Linked DNA regions of Homo sapiens: region 2 is linked to region 1. The links are chromatin loops, found by intact Hi-C in ENCODE. Cell type or tissue: PC-3. All regions are shown on one strand. Region 1 overlaps GNAI1 (G protein subunit alpha i1). Region 2 has its middle 140 kb from the start of GNAI1.

Region 1 (2,500 bases):
GCTAACTTATACTTAATTTTATTGACAAATCAGAGCCAATGCAGATCAAGGAATAGAAGGTGATAGGGCCACAGTTCTACATTAGGATAACTAACCTGGGTTTTTCGAGAAGAGAGAAATGGGAGGTGGGGAATTTAACTAATAATGCCATTTTAAGAGGAAGTTTAGCAAAGACTTGAATAGGTAGTAGTAGGAATAGAAAGGAAAACAAACAAAAAACAGATTTAAGGCTTTGTAGAACTGTCAGTAAATTGAAATGGAGATTAGGAATCAGAAGAGTTCCACCTAATGCATGCAGGGCTTAAAACTTAGATGACAGGTTGATAGGTGCAGCAAACCACCATGGCACATGTATACATATGTAACCAACCTGCATGTTCAGCACACGTATCCCAGAACTTAAACTAAAAAGTTCCCCATTGAAGGAATAAATGATGATGGTACTTAGTAAGGAAAAATGGCAAAGTCAGGGTGAGAACTGGTGTAAGGAGAGAATGATGATGAATTTAGTTTTGAATATAATGAGTTAAAAAGCAGGCAATGCATTCTCAGAAGGGGATATCAAGAAGGCAATTCCAAATGTGGCATCACATCTCATAGCTTGGAACAGGGAAAATCTGAGCTTCTGGAGTAGCTGAAATTGTAAAAAGAGCATAGAAAAAGAAGAAATGAAGAAACAACAGACTGATACTTAAATTCTAATCCAAAATGTACTTAGCCAATAGGTTTGTAAAATTTTAAAAATTTAAATTTATTAGGATTTATTAACACAATTACACAGAATAAAGTTCAGGATTTCATTAATGATGGTCACCAATATGTGCTTCTTTGTGGCTTTTTAACCCATAATTCTCATGATTCAAATTTATTCATATTATAGTTGAATTTCATACACAGCTTCACAATGTGGATATTACAGGTCCACCAGTAAAATTAATGAAAACATATCTTTCATGAAAGGCACATAAAGAATCTAAACTAACACATTTAAGGAACTTTGATAACTTTGAATTTCTTTACATTACAAAGAAGAAAATCCTCCAAATGAAACAGATATGAATATAGTTTATGGTTACACACACACACACACACACACACACACACACAAATATACTTCAACCCAGTGACAACACGTAACTTGGAAACTACTTACCAGCAACGTGTACTGAAAGACTAACCTTTTCCAAGATGAGTAAAAAAAGGAGGGTGGGGTGGGGAGTGCTGTTTACTTTGCTGAAACAAGGTCAGAGATGACACATCATGAATAATCAAAAGAAAATTATTCTATCAAAGCTCAGTATCTAGCTGATACATAACACTTATTTGAGCACACATATAATCACTGACTTATTAAACACTATTACTCATTTTCTAAGTGTAATCGTCCATTTCATTCTCAGAAATAATAGTATAATTGAAAAAGAAATGATATAATCTCAAGCAAGTGGAGAAATTTGAATTATCTAAGGGAAAAAAGTAATTTTAACATAGTGTGATAATTACATTTGAAATTAGTTATATGTATAAATTTAAATCTTGCATTATATCAGCAATAGAGTATTCAAAGATCCTTCTTGTTATCTTCCCAACAAGGAGCTATCATGTATGCTAGGTACAAGAGACTCCTCAAGGGAAATAAAAGCCTCACCAATCAATGTCTCAAAATTCATTATGTCCACAGGTTTTTTTTTTACCCACAAAAATGCTCTTAGGATCCCTCCAAACTTAGTTATAAACAAAAATGTAGTTATTTAAAGTGAATAAAAATTAAGATGACATCACCTTTGAGGCAATGCATTCATATCAGCCAAATATTAAAATTCAGAGTGAAAACAAGTGAATAAAAACTAAGTGTGTACAATAAGTCTAAGACAGTATATCCTCAGAAATCTGAAATTTTAGTTTTTCAAACCAAATCTAACGTGGAATCTAATGTAAAATTAAATTATTTTATTTTCTTAAAGTAGGAAAAATCAAAATGCATACAATGTTTAAATAGTTGATCCAAAGGCAGGTGTATTCATCTTAAGAACATTTCAATAAAACACATAAAATTTAAAGAACAAATCATGTTATTAAAATAGTCTGTGCAATGTTTGTACAAATAACATTTTTATTAATACAAGTATACATATAATCTAGATAAGGGCTGTAATGTTTCCTAATATTAATTACTGTACTTAAAAATTTACAGGACATGAACATAAATAAAGCTGTTTAAAACTGGCAAACGTAGTAATAGTCTGTCATTCAGTACAAGGTATATTTATGTTATTTCCAAAGCCATCACCCTAAAATCCTAAGTTGCCACTCTTAAAACCTAAAAATAATGTCGAAAACTAAAGTCATAAATACATGTATACATACATTTGCATATTTACACTTATGCAGAAATCATCAATATACTAGAGCCCAGCTTTAACACTGTCCTTCAGTTTCACACTGCAGGACCATCTGTCACATTTAAGAAAGGTCCTTCTGTTACTTTCAGTTAAAAAAA
Region 2 (2,500 bases), 60 kb before region 1:
TGACTTGGTTAAAATTTCCTGTTGTTCAATCCACAGGGCCCTCTACAAATCCATTTTAAGCTCCTATTAAAGACTACACAGGAAAAAGATTTACTATTTATGGAGCAACCTTGAACATAGTTTCTGGCAGGCATCTTCACAGGCAAGCGCTGCGTCAGCTGTGGTTCCACAATTTCAGTCCTTAAGCTCACTAGCTAGTCTAGACGATAACTCCTCAACAAGCATTTGATAAACACACATAGGTCAAGGCTATTCGAATCATTTTAATAGAAAAACAAAGAAAAAAATGACTGGAGAGGAGTTTGTTTCCTCACTAAAGGACAAAACAATTATTTAAGAGGCATCAATAATATGGTTCCAAAGGGCAATGTATTAATTTAGATAGTTTTACAATCATTTCCTTCCTAAGATAAAAATTAAAAGGGCAAGGAAAGCTTTTATTAGAAAACAAAGTCAACTTGGCACTGTGATGTACATCACAATAATGAGGTCTATAAAATTACATATCTGTGTAAGGGAATTGAAAATTCCATAAAGTTATATGTGAAAAATGTGGATAAAGAGACCTAACATTGACTAATTAGTCCGAGGTTCTCATTATTAAAATTAAGAGATTCCAGATCTGAATTTTATGGTTTTATGACTCTAGTTTACATTCCACTTTGCATGTTTATGCAAAATAATGGGCACATATCAAAGAAACAAATGAAAGGCACATAAGACAATTTTACAGTGCCATTCACTCCTTCAGTGTTACAGTTATCACTAGTGCTCGGCATGTTCAGTTCTGTCTGGCATTTCTCTAGCCAAGATTCTGCTTGCAGTCCTCTCTTTTTAGTTTTGACCATGTAAATAAATAAATAAATAAATAAATTTTTCTAACTCCTGAATTATCTGTATTTCATTTTTATTAAAATCCTGATAACAAAAAAATTTGCAGTGTCATTCTGATATTATCATCTGGCCAAGCAGACGAGTAAATAAACTGAATGCACATTTCTAAAAAATAATATTCATTTTTTAGAATACCCTGAAATCGCATTCTTAGAGCAGTCTCAACAACAGCAATAAATCATGACTAAAAGAGCACATTCTGTCACACAATCCAAATACAGTTCACTCTTCAGAAAAGGGTGACAGTTAATTTCAGAGAAATACATTTAACCTGCTTTGTGGTTTGTTGTTGTTGTTGTTTGAACTAAGAAAATGTGCTTTCATTTTTGACATCAGAATTTTCAAACATAAAACCTGGAACCAAAGTTGGAGTTGTTTAATCTAACAATTGAATCATAAAAGCCAGAATACAGAGTTTAAGTAAGAAATGAAGACACATAGAAACTAAAGAGTATTGTTCAATATTATGAAATCATATTTCTTTAGTTGGAGAAACCGAAGTGAACATAAATCAATTTTGGAAGATACTGTATTAGATTTTGGGCCCAAGCTCTGACCCCCATCTTTATAAATGAGAGCTCTATGTAATACATACCTTTGTTTACTCTAATAATTAAGCTCTTTTGTAATATGGTCCAAGAACAGCCAATCTCATACTGCAAGTTATTTCACAGGAATCAGTGTGTTCTAGAAAAAGAGAGTGTGCTGCTCCTTTTCAATAAAACCACCTTTTTATCTAGCAATAATTTCTATGAAGTTAAAAACTGTTACACATACCAATCTGTGGTATTTACATACACACACCAATCTGTGGTATGTATACACACATTTATAGTCTTACCCGAAGATAAAAGTTTTATAAGTGTGTTTTGTTAAGGGAAGAGCAAGTTTGCTGTTTATAGTAACACCCTGTACACAGTTCATAAATATTAGTTGAAAGGATGACTCATTAAGAAACAAATTCAAGTGAAACGATGAAAATCTAAATTAACCTTTAAGGTATTTGTGCCAGGATCAAACAAGCACATAAACTGAAGTTTAAATGGCCTCTGAAGGCTTAGTCATTAAATAATAGAGTGGCTTGAGTGAGTGAATAAATAGGATAAAACACATGTCAGCTCTGAAATATGAGAGTGTGAAGACTGTTTTATCACAACGGGAGACTGAGTTTCTGGCAGAGTAGTTGGGAAAGTTTGCTCCTGAATGATCAAGTCTTGGCATGCAATGGTTACCCCAAACTTGTCCATCTTTCTTATGCCTTCTATCTTTTGCTCTTTCTACTCCAGTACAATATATTTATACAGCAATTTTATTGTGCCCAATTTTGTTGTTCTCCTGACTATACATGCATAAAAATAGATAACTTATTACATTAAAATGTTTTTAAAATTCACTCTTTAACCTTTGGCTATATAAGTAAGAGCTATTTATTGCTACTTTTTAAGTGAGAAAGAATGTTAATTTACGTCAAGGATAGTCACGTGGACCCCACCTCTTTTGTTTCTTAAGGAAATGATTTTCCCTGTGTCTGGTGAACATTAACAAGGAACTTCCTGGGTTCTGCCTGCGGTATTACTCTGTATCCAGCTTTTCTTTCTCTCCCACT

What was found. Peaks named below come from ENCODE experiments on the same cell type or tissue, not always from the same donor. Only the 100,000 strongest peaks of a DNase experiment are listed, where the experiment ranks them.
Region 2: it touches region 1 in a loop (4-fold over the local background); 8 of 110 quality-filtered maps call a loop at or near these places.

What each region holds. Positions count from the first base shown.
Region 1 is chr7:80,217,635-80,220,134 of GRCh38, reverse strand. It overlaps GNAI1 (G protein subunit alpha i1), which reads right to left. Exons shown (of 8, transcript NM_002069.6): 8 at 1-2,500. Among named protein-coding and RNA genes, the nearest start is that of GNAI1, 84 kb to the right of the region's middle. In PC-3, no CTCF peak of the experiment used is centred here; a DNase peak (open chromatin) is centred at 1,194; H3K27ac peaks cover 962 bases.
Region 2 is chr7:80,277,551-80,280,050 of GRCh38, reverse strand. No RefSeq gene overlaps it. Among named protein-coding and RNA genes, the nearest start is that of GNAI1, 140 kb to the right of the region's middle. In PC-3, no CTCF peak of the experiment used is centred here; no DNase peak of the experiment used is centred here; H3K27ac peaks cover 1,449 bases.